Linked DNA regions of Homo sapiens: region 2 is linked to region 1. Evidence: chromatin loops called from intact Hi-C (ENCODE). Cell type or tissue: heart left ventricle. All regions are shown on one strand.

Evidence for each region. Hi-C counts contacts between places; a loop is a spot of excess contacts. Peaks named below come from ENCODE experiments on the same cell type or tissue, not always from the same donor. Only the 100,000 strongest peaks of a DNase experiment are listed, where the experiment ranks them.
Region 2: a loop joins it to region 1, with 2.9 times the contacts of the local background. A loop is called at or near these places in 2 of 110 quality-filtered maps.

What each region holds. Positions count from the first base shown.
Region 1 is chr20:20,408,559-20,413,558 of GRCh38, forward strand. RALGAPA2 (Ral GTPase activating protein catalytic subunit alpha 2) reads right to left here. Exons shown (of 40, transcript NM_020343.4): 38 at 3,469-3,590. Among named protein-coding and RNA genes, the nearest start is that of INSM1, 43 kb to the left of the region's middle. RefSeq lists an enhancer at 2,019-2,653. In heart left ventricle, no CTCF peak of the experiment used is centred here; a DNase peak (open chromatin) is centred at 2,323.
Region 2 is chr20:20,342,591-20,347,590 of GRCh38, forward strand. All of the region lies in intron 26 of CFAP61 (cilia and flagella associated protein 61), which reads left to right. Among named protein-coding and RNA genes, the nearest start is that of INSM1, 23 kb to the right of the region's middle. In heart left ventricle, no CTCF peak of the experiment used is centred here; no DNase peak of the experiment used is centred here.

The DNA.
Region 1 (5,000 bases):
GAATGACCTCATGGTGAACAGATGCACTTGGCTGTGAGCTGCAGTGATTACATCAGTCCCTCCCAGCAGTCGAGGGTGCCCATTCCAGTTAACCCTTTCAAGGCCTCTCTGCCGGTCCCTCTTTCTTGGTGATATGATTGAAAGCACAAATTTAGTCCCCCACCCCAATATGTGTGTGTGTGTGAGAGAGAAATGTATATGTGTATATAAATGTATTTATACATAAAACATATATATGTTAATTGCAACCAATATTTTAATACTGGCTACATTTTAGATTATTTAATGCTGGTCAAAAAAGGAAGGTAAACTATAGTGCTAGGTAAAAAAGTAGTTGAAATATCTTTACATGTCAGGTGTTATCAATACAAGTAATGGATGGAATAGATACAAGGTAGATACGATGGTCTTTAAAAATATTTTCTCATTAGGAAAATAGATTTTGTTTTGAAAGCTCTTTGAAAAATGCCGAGCGCTCATATATTAGCAGCTACACCACCATGTGTGGTTGACGGCGCATCCTGAACGCAAGCCTGTTCACCTGGCCAACCCACCCCCGCAGGGCTTGTTGGGCGGATGGGTAACAGCACCTGGATGGGGAGAGTCAGAAGCAGAGGGCATTTTCCAACAGTGGAAGCTTCAGGCACAGGCCATTCCCACCGAGTGCATCTCCCACTTTTACTTCAGACTTAAAGGCTGATTTTGGGGCTTTCCCTCTAGAAGTGGGGGCTGCATGCTGCTTTCTGGCTTGCTGCTACCAATACAGTGCAGAATGAATGCAGTGTTCAGGTGATGCTCCCTCTTCATTAATAATAAAGTCCTGGTGGTGAGGATACAAAGAAAACCTAGGAGCCCCTAATTCCTCAGATTGTGCATACGCATGTGAGCCCAAGCCCAAGGCCCTGCTTTGATGACACTGAGGGCCAGAGATGGTCTGATTGGGTCCTAAGTGCACTGTGGGAGCTTAAGCCGCTCAGGGTCAATTTTTCCAGTTGGCTTGTTGCTTGGAAGAACAGACTTCACCTCAATTTCTTAGTTTAAGCTGGCTGGCTCATCTGGGTTTGATCGCCCTTGTCCCAAGAACATAACAGTGTAAACAAATGACAAATGTTTTCATCTGTAGAAGTAGTAACAGATAGTGGACAGGGATTCCTCAAAAGCGAAGCCAGTATGTAAGCTAGAAGATGCTTCCGAAAACGTGCTTGTCTATGGTGCTGAAATGCTCTGTCCTCATTGTACTGCCCCACATTTCAGTTCAAATCAAGATTATATCTAGTTCATTCCTACTCAGCGTTATGAGAAGATATGCAAAGAATTAAAACAGAACATTATGCCTAGACTTAAAAATCACACTTAAGGATAGGCATGATAGACGTATAAAAATGTTTCCCACTCAACACTGAATTCCTTAAACCATGAACACTATGAAATGTAATACTGATGTTAATAATTTGAAAAGCGGAGGGAGTAGCATTTGTCTTGATATTCCATGTTTGGTTTCACGTTCCTTTTAGAAGAGTTCCAATGCCCACCCTCACATGCTGTCAGAATCTTCATTCTGCTAAGCAATTTTCAAAAATATGACGTTCTTGAAGAAGCCTATTGACAATCCTCTCCAAGTAGAGTTCTTAAAAACTCAAATTGCTCCTAGAATCTCACTCATTTCTATTGGTTTAAATAATTATGGATGTTTGGAAAAGATCAAATTAGTTTATACAGAGGCTAAAATATACATAGAAAACAAAGTCCATCATTATTCATTTTGATAATATCTTAATAATCTTAAGAATGTAACAGTTAAGGAATGAAAACATCTAGTTATTATTTACGTGTTTAATTTTAAGAAGTAAAAAGCTTTCTCAAGAGTTAAACAAACAAACAAAAAACAAAAAACAACCTGCACTGAAAAATCAAGTCCTCACGAAGAGGGGAATAATCTCATGAGGGTGGGAAAAAGCTGAATGAGATCTTTTTAAAATTAGCTTTGCTACAGATCCCTCATGTTCTTTCACTGAAAAATTAGAAACGATTTAAAATCTCTAGCCAGACCGAGTATGAAATCTTCATTTCCCTTGAAACGAATTTGTTTTTGTCTTAGATAGAATGTTGGCAGAGTGTATAAAAGAATTCAATTCACAGCTGTTCCACTTTTTTAATGTAAGAAACATTAATCAAAGCTTTAAGTTATAAGCTTTTCTCATGTTGCTTAGTATTCCAGTTCAACAAAGATCAATAGAGGCCATCCCAGTGTTCCTTGACGCCTCACCAGGAAGCAGAGGCGTGATTATGCAAATCACGCTGCTCCTGCACCTCTGCCAGCCTGCTTATCTCCCAAGCCTTCTGCCTGCTGCTCCTGGCTCCCTGCGCAAGTGCGTGCCTCTCCCTCTTATCTCCCAACAAAGCTCTGAGAGGCAAGGATTGAGGCCAGCGATGTTAAACAATGATGCATGGCTGATTTTATTTGTAAGTGATTTATTTCACTGGATTTAATTTTTTTTCACTTTGTGTATAAGATATTTGTTAACAAGTCAGAATAGGAGAAGTAAGGCAGTGTTCAGAGACAATTGACACAGGTTAGAAATCTATTAAGCACTCTAACAGTTTCATTTAAAGCAGTGGAAGAAGAAGGAAGCTCCTCACTGAGAATCTCAACATGCATTGGCTAAATATCCCATTTATTCTCTGAAAGGCAATTAATCTGTAATTATATGCAGAAATTTACAAGTAATAATTCTATTATTTGAAAGAAACACACAGTAATCACATAATCTGTTTAAGTGGCAATACATGTATTTTTCCCCCCAAACTGGAAATATAAAAAGAATAAAAACCTAAAAACAAGGAAATCTATGGAAACTTTCACAATTTTCCACTGGCCCTAATAAATGAAAATTATTGTAAGCTAGTTTCTAAACGGGTTCCACACCAGGTGCTGCTCCGGTCGGCGGCTTGTCCACATGACACAAACCACTCCAGAGAGACACGCACACTGCACTGCTGTAATGATGGACCCCGGGACACTGTCCTTCCATGTCTCCTGCATTAATCCCTGACCTTCGAATCTCGGCAGCATAATCCCCATTTAGCATTAGTAGCAACGGCTTCCACTGTGAGGAACTCTTTTTTGATAAGTAAGCACTGATTCGGGCATCGCTTTTAAACAGCATATTCCCAGCTCAGCAAGAAACCCACACTCCTGAATGAACCGGAGCACATTACTGAGAAAAAGTTCATTAACCTTGCTAGATTTGAAGGTTAACAGGATAGCTGAAGAAAGGAACTGAGTGAACAGCTCGAATACAAAACAAATTAAAATGAATGTCATCATTCCTTTTGATATTCATTAGTTGATTCAGAGGGAGAATGCTCTTCTTAAATTTGCAAAGCATTTATCTGTGAAAAACAGGTGTACATCTGCTGCTCGAATGCGTCTTAAGCGCGTGAGAGAAGAATAATGTAGACACTCACCCGTTCCGCTGAGGGAGTAGCTGGGAGAGGGAGAAAAGACTTGGGCTGCGAAATCCTCGAATGTCATTACTTCGCGGTGGTTCTGAATTATTGCTTCGAGATACAGAGCTCGCTCTTCATAGCTGCGGTAATCGGTTAAGGAAACAAGTGCACGTGCAAAGTGGCATGCAGAGCAGTGACAGAATTCACTTTTAATACCGTTGTGCAATTTTTTCTGTGTAAAAAAGTATCCTGCAGGTTCTTTACCATCTTGCAGAAAATTAAGTATTAGTCATAATTCATACCCAAATTCTGGTTTTGAGACCTAAGTTTCTCTTAGACTTTAATTGCATTAAATACTAATAACACTAAAAAACATGTAAAGCAACAGTTACAGAATAACATCATAAGATCATTAGGGTCGATTTAAACAAAAACAGGAGATACTGATTGCAATAGCATCTCTTTCCACTGACAGTGGTAGATCTTTTACATCCTATTTCAGTGGATAAAACATTCTTAGCCTACTGACATATGAGTTGATACTTCAAGCAACTTGGTGATACGACAGTGCAGACGCTTCTTAAAAATAAGAAGATGCAAGTTACTGGGAAGAGAGAAGGCTAGGAAGATAGATTCTGAGGGGGCATCAGAGCCTCTAACCAAGACAAGCTGTGAACATTGGAAAATAAGAACTACTATGTGAGAGAATCTACCAAGAGTGCACAGTGCAATTTAAAAAAAAAAGACTACTGCCTTTTAATTAAAACTGCAGTCTGGAACACACAGCATTCAAATGTGTAATCAAAAACCAGTCACCAATAAAACTTACAAGCGTAACACACTGAAGCAACTTTCCAGCTGTCTTAATAGGACCCCTGCGTGTGGCAGGCTTTCACAGGGCAGAAAGCAAATCTTCCCCTTTTGTGTGTGGCTTCTGTTTCCTTAGAAGGTGAATCATGCACTTCCAATAACAGGATAACGTCAGAACAATCCCACAATGGATGGAGGCACTGCACATACGACGTTATGAATTAACACTTGGGGAAGTCCGCATGACGTCTCATTTTCCCCTTCCTCATTATCAATGCAAAAGTTAAAAGACATGTTTCAGTCGTTTTGAAAATCATGCTAATTCTCCGGGAACACAGGGAATGCGGATCACCATCAGTTTATTATTGGCAGCTCCAGAAGAGGAAAAGTAACTCTAGCATTTCTCACTACATTTTCAAACTATCTTTTCAAAATGGCCTCTTTAAAAATACAAGTTGGTGACAATTATGTCCTTTCAATCAGCCTTCAAGACAGCACGTGTTTTTAAATGGTCAAATACTTTTCTGCTTTCTTATGGCAAAGTGTGCACACCGATCTCTAAATGCAGGCTCTTCCTCTCCCTACTCCTTCAGTTATATTCAGAGGATAATTTTCATACCGTGAGGAGACCAGAGGCATTCTAGGGCTGTGCTATCCCATACAGTAGCCACAAGCCACACGTGGATATCTCATTTTAAATCTGAATTAATTAAAGTAAAGAGCTAAAATTCAGTTGCTTT
Region 2 (5,000 bases), 66 kb before region 1:
CAGCCAAGTGCCGGGGCCTGGGTTAGCTTCTACCTCGTGTTACCGTCTACATAGGCAACTCCCACATCTCCATTGTCACTTCCTCCTGGGAGCCCCCACGCGCCTTATTGGACGGCACTGCTAGGGAGCGCGCACCCTGTTCCCAGTGCGTGCCCCACTTAATCACAGCTCTTGCTGTGATTTAAGGAGAGTGGAGAAGCCACTGTTATCATCTTGACTTTCCCAGTGAAGAAACTGAAGTTTAGAGGGGTTTTTGGAGTTTTTTGTTTCTGTTTTTGTTTTTTTTTTGAGATGGAGTCCCCCTCTGTTGTGCAGGCTGGAGTGCAATGGCGTGATCTCAGCTCACTCCAACCTCTGCCTCTCAGGTTCAAGCGATTCTCCTGCCTCAGCCTCCCGAGTAGCTGGGATTACAGGCACCCGCCACCACACCCAGCTAATTTTTGTATTTTTGGAGAGACAGGGCACCATATTGGCCAGGCTGGTCTTGAACTCCTGACCTCAGGTGATCCGCCCGCCTCGGCCTCCCAAAATGCTGGGATTACAGGCGTGAGCCATCGCGCCCGACCAGCTTAGAGATTTTAAATCAGCTCCATGGTAACACAGCAAGCTTCACACTCCGGGGTGTCTCACCCCAAAGCTGGGAACATGGTTACTGAACCATACAGGGCCGAAGTGCGTGTCCTGGGACCTTCTCCTCAGTGCCCCCACTTTTCAGTTTCACTCCCAGGGTCCAGCTGGGAACTGTAAATCATTTCCTAATCTGAAGCAGGCTTAGATTGGGAAACAGAGGTTTAAAGTTAAAACCAAACAGCAGTGGCTTAGGATCCAGCAAGTAAATGCAGCTGAGGGAAGTGGAGGGCTGGGTGGCTGAATGCCCAAGTCAGAGGCTGCTGAAGGCGTGCATGTGGCAATGGAATCCACTAAAGATGCTGCAGGCCAAACAGAGCCCTACACTTAACCCAGGGCTGCAGGAGGCCAACCTAACTGGAAACCTGAACCCGAGTTGTAAGGCTGGGGCTCACTGAATGCTCAGCTCCTCAGACACCTTCCTTCCTTGCAGAATGTCATCCGCAGCTTCCTACTGCCCCTACAGTAAAGGGCCCTTCGTTTCCAAGTGATCCCATCAAAACTCTGTGCCTCCGTCTTTCTTAACCCCAGATCTGAGCTCTTCAGTTAACATTGTGCACAAAGCCAGGGGGTTTTAGTCTTAAAGCTTAAAAGGGAAGCCATGGAAACTGTCAAGCCCAAGGCATCCACCACGTTTCATACAACTCACTGAGATACCCTCAAACTTCTACCTGTGTACGGATATTTGCTGTGGACCCATTTATGAACTCAGTGTGGACAGCAGGCCCAGGCAGCAGACCAGAAGTGGCCACGGACCTTTGCCCAAGACACACTAAAGGCCCTCCAGCCATTCTTGTGGGTCTTGTAGATTTCCAGAAAATGAAACCTCCGGAAGAAAAAAATCTCCACTGGAGGATTTTTCTATTTGCAGCATTTCGTTTGTCAAATGGGAAAGGCCACAGGAAGTGGTGATGCATAGAGTGGTGTCTGCCTAGCTCAGCTGGACTATGCAATGTGGCCTCTGCCAGACCCTCCCATTCCTGCAGAACCGTGGCCAGCCGTCCCACCTCAGAGAGCTGTGGGGGAGTAGCAGAGGGGAAGTGTGCGATGGCACAGAAGAGTGGCCCAGTGAGTGCTGACCACCACGAGCAGCAGTGGAGGTGACAGTGGAGAAGGGCTGCTGTGGAAACGACAGCCACACAATCAGATATACAGGAATTTCACCAAAGAGTCTGGTATTAGGAAAATAAAATAAAATGAATAGCCTGCACTAAAGAATAATCATAATTTATTTTCTCAAATATTGAAATGAGGTACAAATGGCCAACAGGTATATGAAAAATGCTTAACATCACTAATCGTCAGAGAAATAAAACTCAAAACTGCAGTGAAACATCATCTCACCCCAGTGACAATGGCTTTTATCCAAAAGACAGGCAGTAACAAATGCTGGCGAGGATGTGGAGAAAGGGGAACCCTCACATACTGTTGGTGGGAGTGAAAATTAGTATAGCCACTGTAGAGAACAGTCTGGAGTTTCCTCAGCAAGCTAAAAATAAAGCTGCCATATGACCCACCAGTCCCACTGCTGGGTATATATCCAAAAGAAAGGAAATCAGTATATCGAAGGGATACCTACACACTCATGTTTATTGCAGCACTACTCACAATAGCCGAGATAGGGGATTAACCTAAGCATCCAACAAGTGAATGGATAAAAAAAAAATGTGGTCTATATACACAATGGAATAGTACCTAGCCATAAAAATAAGGAAATCCTGTCATTTGCAACAACATGGATGGAACTAGAGGACATTATGTTAAGTAAAATATCCCAGACACAGAAAGACAAATATTGTATATTCTCACACATGTGTGGGAGCTTAAAAAAAATAAAATTTAACTCTTGGAGATAGTAGAATGATGGATACCAGAGGCTGTGAAGGGTGGCAAGAAGTGGGTGGATAAAGTGGGGATGATTAATGGGTACAAAAATACAGTTAGATAGGATGAATAAGATCTAGTATTTGGTAGCACAATAGGGTGACTATAGTTAACACTAATTTATTTTATATTCTAAGATAACTAAAAGAGTGGAATTGGAATATTTCTAACACAAAAAAATGATAAATGCTTGAGGTGATGGATACTCCATTTACCCTGATTTGATCATTACACATTGTATGCCTGTATCAAAATATCACATGTACTCCATAAATATACACAACTATTATGTACTCATAATAATTAAAATTAATTTTTTTAAAATATTCAAATGATGTAAACCATTTTATTTCACCTTCTACCTTGTCTTCAGGGAAGTATACAAGTTCAATCCCATTAACTATCATATCCTAGAGCTTGGTATATCAATTTTCTTCTTCCACATGTAAAGAAAGGAAGAAAAGACCATTATCTATCTATTATCTATGAATATTGTTAGAAGTCATCTGTTATGAAGATTAGAATCATTATAACATGGGCCGGGTGCAGTGGCTCATGCTTGTAATCCCAGCACTCTGGGAGGACAAGGCAGGCAGATCACCTGAGGTCAGGAGTTCGAGACTAGCCTGGCCAACATGGTGAAACCCAATCTCTGCTAAAAATACAAAAAATTAGCCAGGCATGATGGCAAGTGCCTGTAATCCCAGCTACTCAGGAGGCTGAGGCAGGAGAATCTCTTGAACTCAGGAGGCAGAGGTTGTATTTAGCTGAGATTGTGCCACTTTTTTTTTTTTTTTTTTTTTTTTTTTTTGAGACGGAGTCTCGCTCTGTCGCCCAGGCCGGACTGCGGACTGCAGTGGCGCAATCTCGGCTCACTGCAAGCTCCACTTCCCGGGTTCACGCCATTCTCCTGCCTCAGCCTCCCGAGTAGCTGGGACTACAGGCGCCCGCCACCGCGCCCGGCTAATTTTTTGTATTTTTAGTAGAGACGGGGTTTCACCTTGTTAGCCAGGATGGTCTCGATCTCCTGACCTCATGATCCACCCGCCTCGGCCTCCCAAAGTGCTGGGATTACAGGTGTGAGCCACCGCGCCCGGCCGATTGTGCCACTTTAGTCCAGCCTGGGAGACAAGAGCAAAACTCTGTGGCTTATGCCTGTAATCCCAGCACTTTGGGAGGCCGAGGCAGGTGGATCGCCCGAGGTCAGGAGTTCGAGACCAGTCTGGCCAACATGGTGAAACCCTGTCTCTACTAAAAATACAAAAAACTAGCTGGGCATGGTGGTGGGCGGCTGTAGTCCCAGCTACCCGGGAGGCTGAGGTAGGAGATTTGCTTGAACCTGGGAGGTAGAGGTTGCAGTGAGCCCAGACCATGCCATTGCACTCCAGCCTGGGCGACAAGAGCAAAACTCCGTCTCAAAAAAAAAAAAAAAAATCTTCATAACATTTATTTTTAAAAAGCAAACTCATTCCAAGATATCTGAAATGCCCTTGTGGAGGTAAAGAGAGGAACACTGGCACTGCATTATTTAGCTGCAGGCAAAGCCACAGCATCACTGACCAAGGTGAAATTTTATTCAGTCAAAATGATCCTTCAAAATCCTTTACGAAAGATATAACAATTATAACCATATACTCACTTAACAAAAGAACCCCAAAATATATTAATAAAAGCAGAATTGAAAGAAGAAATAGTTCTAAAACAATAATGCAGACTTCTGTATTTTACTTTCAATAATGACTAGAACAACCAGACAGAAAATCAATAAGGAAATAGATGACTTCAATAGCACTATAAGCCAAGTGGACCCAACAGTCGTGGATGAAATTCTCTGTTCAACAGTAGAATGCACATTCTTCTCAAGTGCACACGGAACATTCTCCAGGATAGGCCATATGTTAGGCCACAAAACAAGTGTCAATACATTTTAACAGATTAAAATTATTATATTCTCCAACCACAACAGAATGAAGCTGGAAATCAGTAACAGAAGGAAGATTGGAAAAATTCACAAATTTGTGGAAGTTAAATAACACATTCTTAAGCAACCAGTGGGTCAAAAAAGAAATAAAAAAGGGATATTAGAAATGCTAATAGATGAATGAAAACTAAGATACAACATACCAACATTTATGAGATCCAAAGAAAGCAGAATTTAAAGCTATAAGTGCCTACATAAAAAGAACTCAAATCAGTAACCTAATTTTATAACTTGAGGAACTAGAAAAAGAAAACCAAAGTAAGCCTAATGCCAGCAGAAGAAAATAATAAGGATTAGAACAAAGATAAATGAAATAGAGAATAAGAAAATAGAGAAAATCAATAAAACCAAAAGTTAGTTCTTTGGAAAGATCAACCAAATTGATAAACCTTTAGCTAGACTGCCTAAGAAAAAAGACTCAAATTACTAAAGTTAGAAATACAAGTGGGGACATTACTATCGACCTTATGGAAATAAAAAAGGATTATGAGAAAATGCCATGAATAAT